Linked DNA regions of Homo sapiens: region 1 is linked to region 2. A link is a loop called in an ENCODE intact Hi-C map of the cell type or tissue named here. Cell type or tissue: Caco-2. All regions are shown on one strand.

What was found. Peaks named below come from ENCODE experiments on the same cell type or tissue, not always from the same donor. Only the 100,000 strongest peaks of a DNase experiment are listed, where the experiment ranks them.
Region 1: a loop joins it to region 2, with 15 times the contacts of the local background. A loop is called at or near these places in 8 of 110 quality-filtered maps.

The regions. Positions count from the first base shown.
Region 1 is chr5:54,842,849-54,847,848 of GRCh38, forward strand. It overlaps the pseudogene CSPG4BP. Among named protein-coding and RNA genes, the nearest start is that of LINC02998, 100 kb to the left of the region's middle. In Caco-2, a CTCF peak has its summit at 2,500 (motif pointing left); no DNase peak of the experiment used is centred here.
Region 2 is chr5:54,241,593-54,246,592 of GRCh38, forward strand. All of the region lies in intron 1 of ARL15 (ARF like GTPase 15), which reads right to left. Among named protein-coding and RNA genes, the nearest start is that of ARL15, 66 kb to the right of the region's middle. In Caco-2, a CTCF peak has its summit at 2,080; no DNase peak of the experiment used is centred here.

The DNA of each region.
Region 1 (5,000 bases), 600 kb after region 2:
TATGGTTTGGGCCTCAGAAACGAGGACAGGGTTACCATCAGTTGAGATAAGGAAAGCTGAATGTAGAGTAGATTTGGGGAGTAAGATCAGGAGTTCAGTTTTGAACATGGGTTTAAAATGTTTATATGGACACTGAATCACATTTGATGGAATTTGGCTGTTTTGAGTTTCTCTAATCATGCAGCCACAGGATACTTCACTAACACTAAAGACAAGTAGTTTTGTCACTAACTCAAATTTCACATTTATATCTGTATTTGTATTTATATGTATTTTTCTTACCCACAGAAACACCATGTGCACATACCCATGCATAAGAACTTTATCATCTTCTACGCTTTTTCATAACTTGTTTAAAAATTCAGTCCTAAATGACTTAATAGATGATCTCTCCAGTTAAAGAGAACCATTTCCCTCAGTAGAAAGAGCAGTTTGTGAAATAACTTACTCCAATTAGATGATGGATGGCATCATCTAATAACTAAACAGAACTTGAGACAGGAAACTCAGAAAGTATATAAGATTCCTATGTTTTCATGTCAGGCATAATGGGGCTGGAAGATAATCCATTCTGCTTCCTTCTAATACACCAACTACTGATAACACAGGAAAAAAAACTACTTTGTGAATTATCCTTTAATTTCTTAAAAGTTAACAGATGAGACCATAAAGTAATTATACATAAATAAATACCCACATACTCCACATATATACACATGCGCATGCACACACACACGAACTTACACTGCCAAACCAATGTTTAACTCCTCAAAGTAGTTATGTTGAAAAATAACATGTGCCAATAACAATAGCACTACTTGAAATTCTTTTAAATATTTTCAGGTTGTTCAAGAATGCTTGATTTAGTTTCTGTCCAGTTAAACCACCTGGGTTTGGGTCACTGCTTTGTTGCTTACTAGCTATATAACCTTGGGCACATTTCTTAACCTCTCTCTGCCTTAATTTCCTCATCAGTAAACTAGAAATGATAGAGCTGTTGCACAGACTGAGTGACTTAATATATGAAAAGTGTTTAGAACTGTTTCATCAGGCACATAGTAAGCATTCAATAAATATTAGCTTTATATGACCCATCTTCTTCATCAGATTTGGCTTTGAGGACAGATGTGACTTTTTAGTATTTCCAAAAAGTCACTTAGAGTGTGATTATTGCCATTATTGAGGCTATTCTATAACATGTACTGCAGATTTTGTTTAATCTTCCAGCATTCTTTCATAACTTGGGGTGAATAGTTTATCTGTTTAATAATTGTGTTGTTGATGGACATGCCTATATCTTGCCATTTGAATATGCCTACTGAAGATTTTGCAGCACTAAGCTCTAAGGACATCAGCTTTTAAATAGCTACCAGAAATGCGAATCAATACAACGTTCAAATAATAAGGTTTTGGCCTTCATTTAAACCCACAGAAAGGCTATAATAAAATGCGCAAGTTGGACTGTTTAACAAAATTCCAAGCCCACTCATTCTGGTTTTTCACTTTTTACATTTTTTAATCCATCCACATATCTCATCCTCATTTCTTCTAGAGCTCCAGCTGACTTGGAAATGTGCTGCCATTTCTCTTCTCGTGACTTGTAGAAACAATCATTTTTTCCAAGGCCATACACACCAAGGCTGGACAAAGCATGTTTTCCACTGCAGCTACTCTGCTATGGAACACTGCTTTCCCTCCCTCTCGCCTCTGAAATATACCATCTTCCAAAACAAATGGAAAACCTGCCACTCAAAACAAGATCTAGTAGCCTCAGGTCTCATTTCCACTCAAACCAAATTTAGTTCAATTAACGACCCCATTGCTTCAGGTAAGGCCTGATTTAGTGCCCAGTGCTTGGTAATGGAAACTTCAGGCAGATGAGGAGAAGGAAAACAAAGACCCCCAATTTGAATTCAGATTTTAAAGTGATCCAAAGCCCAAAAAAGAATAGTTCAAAGCATAAATATCAGAAAATAACACAAACCTGGAATAATAATTTTTAAATTGACCTTTAGCTTTAAGAAGAGTTTAGTGGTATTTAGAAACCTAATTGTGATCCCATTTAATCCTAGTTGTAAACTTAATATTTAAAAGCCCAGACCTTTGGAGGCAGAGGTTGCAGTGAGCCGAGATCGTGCCACTGCACTTCAGCCTGGGTGACAGAGCAAGACTTCGTCTCAAAAACAAACAAACAAACAAACAAACAAAAACAACAAAGCCTAGACCTTTGTTGCGTTTCATACGAGGGATGTGAAATGCTCATGAATTCACTCTCCCACTGTTGGTCCCCCGAGAGCTTCAATTGGCATTTCAAACTTTGCTGCCTTAATTCTTCTACTGTGACCAGCTCTCAAAGCTCCTTTTAGTGATGACAAGTATTTCTCAAAAGCAAGCAAATGGTTCTATTTTCAGTATAAAAACAACAAAACAAAATGTATAGTATTACTGAAAGAGGAACTTGAAAAATAGGAAAATGAAGCCCCCTTGTGGACAAAAATATGTTTTATCAGATATGCACAAAATTCACTGATCATATTTGAATACAAAAATACTCAGTAGAATATATTTCAAAGTAAAATGCAAAGGATTCACCCAAGATGGCCTAACTCCAATTCCCAATTCCAGTTTGTTGGGACACAAATGATCTCTTGTACCATTGAATGACCTTGGAGATCAGCTGAAAGAACTGTGGCTTAAGGAAATGTTTTAATTTGTCAGGAGAAAGAAGTGTGTTTTAAATGGTGGGACACAGAGGTTAACATTCTGATTGCTGGCTATGAACTCCCTCCAGAGTCTGAGATGTTATCAGCAACTCTATCCCCCACGCTCCCACCTTCTTCTCCCACTTAGGCTGCAGACAGACTTTCTTGCCACCTCCTCCAGGCCCAGATGACAAGTAGGGAGAGTGAGTCATCATGCAGGATAATCCGAATGTCTTGAGAACATGCTGTTTGAAAAGTCAGAAACAGCACTGAATCTGAAGACTTTATCACATTTGCATTTGCATAACTGCCTTTGCCCCAGACTCTGCCACTAACTTTGTTATTTTGGGCAAATCGCTTAACCTCTTGATCTTTAATTCCACCTTCTTAAAATTGGAATAAGAGCAATACTCTCTTTATCTGCTTCACCAGGTCCTTGAGCTTCTTCGCTAACTATGAAGGAAGAAGTGAGAGAACACTGTGGTGCCAAACTCAAACTCGCATTCTAGCTCTGCCACTTGCTGTCCACCAGCAGCCCTTCTGCTTTGGACCTTGGAGAAGTGTCAAAGCCTCTCTGCATTGCAGATTTCTCATCTTTAAAATAAAAATCATATCCCAGAGAGTTGTTGAAGATTCACTGGGTAAATGTAAAGCGCATAGAACAATGCCAGGCACTGTAAGTACTATGTAAGTAATAACTATCATTAGGACCATGTAATGGACCATGTAAATGGTTGTTATTATTACTGTTTGATATGCTCTGAAATATAGAAATAAGAAACATCATCATCTGAAATAATCTCCTAAGTTTAAAACTTTGCCTGGAAAGAAGTAACTGGTAACCATAGCTTTGGAGAAACTATGTTATTGAAAACTGCATTCTCGTGGCTCTACTATGTTGATAAAATGCATATGCTATATCTATTAGCTTTCACAAAAAAGTAAACACACCTGATGTGTGAAAATTATTTAATAATGTTAAAGGTTATCAATTTATGAGAACACTCTGCAATTGATCAATACACACAGTCTTTCCAGAAAGTTTCTATGCTCATTTGCCATTGTTATTACACATTCTAGTGGATAAAAGAGATACCACACTCCAATAAAAAATGAGGGGCAGATATTAAAAGGATGTTTTAAGGAATCGCCACACTGACTTCCACAATGGTTGAACTAGTTTACAGTCCCACCAACAGTGTAAAAGTGTTCCTATTTCTCCACATCCTCTCCAGCACCTGTTGTTTCCTGACTTTTTAATGATCGCCATTCTAACTGGTGTGAGATGGTATCTCATTGTGGTTTTGATTTGCATTTCTCTGATGGCCAGTGATGGTGAGCATTCCTCAAGGATCTAGAACTAGAAATACCATTTGACCCAGCCATCCCATTACTGGGTATATATCCAAAGGACTATAAATCTTGCTGCTATAAAGACACATGCGCACGTATGTTTATTGCGGCACTATTCACAATAGCAAAGACTTGGAACCAACCCAAATGTCCAACAATGATAGACTGGATTAAGAAAATGTGGCACATATACACCATGGGATACCATGCAGCCATAAAAAATGATGAGTTCATGTCCTTTGTAGGGACATGGATGAAATTGGAAATCATCATTCTCAGTAAACTATCGCAAGAACAAAAAACCAAACACCGCATATTCTCACTCATAGGTGGGAATTGAACAGTGAGAACACATGGACAAAGGAAGGGGAACATCACACTCTGGGGACTGTTGTGGAGTGGGGGTAGGGGGGAGGGATAGCATTGGGAGATATACCTAATGCTAGATGACGAGTTAGTGGGTGCAGCGCACCAGCATGGCACATGTATACATATGTAACTAACCTGCACATTGTGCACATGTACCCTAAAACTTAAAGTATAATAATAATAATAATAATAATAATAATAAAAGGATGTCTTAAATGTCATAAATTGCCTACACAGGCTATCAAAATCAGCAAGGCCAATTCCTGGATGCCTCTTGGCTCTTTTTCATCAAGTCTAAATTATGTTGACATTGTTAATAGCCATTGTGATTAAATCATAAAATTTCAGTGCACAAGACTTCATCATTCTAAAATCCTGACAGCAATTTCATTCACATTATACTGTAGACACAAGGAAAGCAACACTGTGATTATACACCCTAATCTACATCCCTTTTTCTTGGAATATTTAAAATTTCATAATGTGTTATTTTTCTTCCTTCATAACTTTGGGCCACAACAGCAGTATATAAAGTGGATCAGTCAGGTTTGCAGACAGTGTGGCTGGTACTTCCAT
Region 2 (5,000 bases):
AGTAGAATACATTCAACATAATTCAACTTTTTGTTATGACTCATGAGAGTAGGTCATCTTAAAAATAACTAATTATATAATTCCGTGTTGAATCCGATTCCTTATATAATAGGCATGTGTAGACAAGATATGTAGCAAGCACCTAAGGTTTAAAAAACATGAGCACATCTTGAAATGGACAAAAAGTCATATTAAATGTTCTCCTTTTTCAAGATTTCAGGATGTTGCAGAAAGAATGCCATAACTTCTGGGGGCTCTGTCATCCACTGAGTTTGAGGACCAACTAGAGCAATAATTTTGAATCTGTATTTCTTTTAAGGCTAATCTTAATATCTAAGTCATAAAGGACTTGACAGAAGTATAAAGGAATAGCCTCACGTATAGCCTGAGACACATACAAAGGCAGAAATCGGGCTGAATGACCTAGTCAAACACTGCACACAGCCTGGGTAAACACCCAATTCACGGTGTCCTTACCTGCCTCGATTAGCAAGATGGCCCAGCAATGCCTCCTGAGGGACCTATGTGCCCCTCTTCTTCTCCTGCATCACTTTTAACCTGTACACGTACACACACGCACACACACACACACACAATTAAGTTATAAGTTACATGTTAAATCCAGATGGTTTGAAGGGCTAAATGGTAAAGTAATAATGATAACAGCAATAATAACAAATATTTAGGGAATATATAGGGAAGTATTTTTACAATCCTGCATAGGGAAAGGCCTTCTATACTTTTCTTCTTCAACAGTGCCTTGATTGGTCCTAGGGGACCACTTACTCCCACTCAGTCCACGTGATTTGGGCCGGGATGAGCAACCTCAAACTCCGAAGATAAGCATGGATGTAGGCCTGGCCAATCATAGTCTCATACACCCTCCTGGTCACAGGGTCTGTTCATGAATAGGACACATAACCTAAGCCAAGACAATCAGAGGAAATGAGACTCTAGAATAAGACTTCTGTTGAAACTACTGGGAACAAATATTTTCTTGGAAGGGTTGCTGAGAGGCCAGAATGCAAACGCAGAGCTCCCGGCAGCCATCTTGCCACCAGGAAGGGAAGCCTCTTCTGAAGATGGAGACAGCATAGAATGAGGCGGACCTGAAAACGGGGTTAGGTAAGCAAGTCAACTGAATGATGTCGCTCGTGCCTCTGAATACAGAACTGCCTAAAGTTGCACTTACCCCTTTTTTTCCTAGGTCAGTTTACAGTTTGGGGCTGCAAACAAAAATTATAACGAACACACCTCCTTAGAGCATTCCAAATGAAATTAAAATTGCAAAATGCACAAAGGAAAAAAAATCTCTTTGCTCATACCTTTTCAATATAGAGAATATAAATCAAGATCTGAATACCAATCCCTAGATGTAGACAATCTTACCAACATAAAAATGTGATTGCCTGTCCCAGTATGAAAAACATCCTCCTGTAAACATTGCTACAACAATTTTTGAATCATTTAATTATTTGAAGATTACATCTCCAAGTATCAACAATAATAGAATATTATTACCTGCTTAGGAATAGACAGATTCAAAAAGATTTTAAAAGGAGGTGGCAGGCCATTAAAAACAACATGACAAATCATTTCTATAAAACTATTATTAGTGTCATGAAACTGTCCTGGTAGTATCTTTTGAGAAAATATGCACCAAAGAATTCCTGAAAATATGCTGCTAAACCTTGATTACAGCCTTCTGTAAATAGATGTAATCTAGGAAAACTCAAAAGCCTGTTATTTGTATAAATATAACATATTCAAGCTGACAAGCTGAAATTATCCGCCCTTTGTATTCTCCTCATAAGCACAGACTGTGTTATAAACAAATCCTTGCTAGTCTAGGCACCAGTTGAAATCCCCCCCTCCAAAATGGAGGCTATTGATAAAAGGCTTTTAATAAGTCGTAGTACAGATAGAAACACATGTATGTGGTGACTGATAGTAAAGTATTAAGTTTTCTTATAATACTAAAAATTCAAATGCTTAGAGTCCAGACAAGACAAAAGCAGGGACCAAGGAAATGGTTATTGATGACCATGTAATGAACCTGAAGGAACGAGTCCCAACCAAAGGGGGCAGCAGTCACTCATGAATACATCTTCCCAATTCTGATTTTTCAAAAGAAGCTAGAAAACAAATTTTGTGTGTAATCTCTTGATATCAAAAACATGTGGCCCATTGGCCTCTAAAGTATTTTGCTTGACACACAATTTCTTAACATTTGTCACAGACATTTAAGATCTAGAGATTTCACACAAAATTTTGCAGTGACTGTTGCCACCTTGTCCAAGATGTAAGGGTGAGAGATTCGGACCAATCTCTAAAGAAGCTCAAAGTTAGGACTGAGCAAGTATGGGCTGGAATTTGAGCAACGATCAAAGAGCAAGTATCCCAGCAGTTATGCACAAATCTCTAATTCTTAGATTTTAGACAAGTCATCTTCCCTCTCTGGGCCTGTTTCCATAAAATGACAAAACTAGATTAAGTAATAATATGAACGTTTCCTTCAGCAATACAATTTTATCATTCTATAAGAAGTCCCTAAAATAGCATCCCTATAAGTGAAAATTCTAGATTTCACCCATAACTAATAATGTACAAAATAGTTTACAAAAGAGAAACACCCACTACCTGTACTATTCATATTAGTAAATGAGTGTGTAAAAATAACTGACAAACTAATGTAATTCACAGACCTGTGTATTAAGTAGCTTCATGAATTTTATGAAGTTTTTCATGTCAAATACCATTAGAGAAACCACGCTCAACCTCAAAAGTCTCACAATCACACAGAAAGGGTCTTTATCTGTAGGAAGTATGGAACAGAACTACTGAACAAAATGAATGTATTTTAATACCACTCCCTAAAACACGGGAAGGAATTCTCTCCTGTATACACCCAAAAGTTTTTCTAAAACGGGAAAAAAAGGTGAAATCACAAAATCAAACACAATAAAGGTCAAGCTAAAGAATCATCTAGACTGGCAGCAATACCATAACTTCCTGTTATAAATATAAAGTAATGGGCTTTCAAATCAGAAATGCAATTTGATAGAAAGGCCATTCTACCAGGCTCTGGAAATTGAGTCCAAGGTGGACACTATCTGCCTCTCTCCAGCACTGTCCCTCCCCATCATTATCACCATTAATGATTTCCCTAATTCCACACATTACGTAAACAAAGAAAAAGGTAGCCATAAAAAAAAAAAACATCAGAAGGTTAATCATCAGCATTTATTAAAAATTAATAGCACTACTGGTGTTTTCAGCATTTTTAAATTTGAAAATTTTAAAATTAAAAGTATAATTTTAATATTAATATCAATATTAATTTTCAATGTGTGCTATTTCTAAAATGAAGAAAATACTCTAATAATGATCCCAAGTAAATTTTCTTTATGTAACCAGAATCAATTCAGCGGGAGAGGAATATTCTTCTGTCTGGGTATAATTATGTTTGGGGCTGCCTGCATTAACTTCAATCTTCCCTCCTGACATCTTTATAAATTTAACTTCATGATAATGTTCTATTCCTTTATCCTACTTCTTTAAAATAATCTCTCAAAGAAATCTTTAAGAATGTTTTATAATAATCACAAGAAATTAGTAATTATGGATTTGTAATTAGTAACCACTGAATCTTAGCAGGAATTACGAAAAAGAAAATCTATGGAATAGTATGTGTCAAACAAATAGTCACACCTTGCTTGCCTTATTCAACTGGGCAGAAATCAGACTTCAGTGAAAACTTTTAAAAACTTCTTTCAGGTTAAATGAGCAGACACTTTTTGAATTAACAGAATTCTAATTTTTAAAATCTCTTAAAAGAGACAATCTGATGTATTAACAAAAGAACAAAACAGAAGCTTGGTGATCTGGACTCAGGTACCAGCTGGTGCTACTGCTGACTGGCTATGATGTAACTTCAGGCAAGTTCAAAAATGCTCCCTGGGTCCTAAGCACTCTTGCTCTGTGAAATCAGGATGGGGACTTCTTTTTTTTTTGAGATGGAGTTTTGCTCTGCTGTCCAGGCTAGAGTGCACTGGCGCGATCTTGGCTCACTGCAACCTCCGCCTCTTGAGTTCACGTGATTCTCCTGCCTCAGCCTCCCAAGTAGCTGGGATTACAGACATCTGCCACCATGCCCAGCTAATTTTTGTATTTATAGTAGAGCCGAGGGTTCACCATGTTGGCCAAGCTGGTCTTGAACTCCTGACCTCAAGTGATCCACCCACCTCGGCCTTCCAAAGTGCTGAGATTACGGGCACGAGCCACTGTGCCTGGCCTAGGATGTGGACTTCTGAAGTCCATCATAATTCTATGGTAAGCCCCTTTCTGATAATATTGTATCCAATTCACAGGGTAATTAAAATAGTTCAAAGAGTTATCAACACTGCACCCTTTTGTCAGTTCTTCATTGTATATCCACCCAGGGGAAGTGTCATTGATAGATTTCTGAGCCTTAATCCCTTAAATCATAACAATATCCCAGAAATATTAGGTGTGTCCTAGAAAGTCTATAAAGATCTTCACTCACTTTTTTTTTTTTTGAAACAAAACTGCCTTCCCTTCTTCCTCCTGTTCTTTTTCTCTGTCAAATTAAAATATTTCCCTTAAGGTAAACTTCACAAATAAGGGTCTACAAACTCCTCTATGCGCCCTTATTCTGGGTTTTCTTTTCACTAACATGAAGCTATTCTCATCTACACGATCCCTCCGACAACTTGCCCACTCCCTACATTTCAGAAGACACTCTCAAAGCTCTTGCTCTGTAGCCCCGACCTATCCCCCAAGCTTCAGACTCTCACAGAAACTATGTGTTGTACAAAGCCACATGGACATCCCATGGATGCCTCAAACTCAACATGTCCAAAACTAACCTCCCCCAAACATGTTCCTCCTCCCAAATTCTCTATCCCACTTCACAGCACCTCATGCCCACCACCATCCCAGGCACCCAGCCAGAGACGGGGAATCTACCTCACCACTCC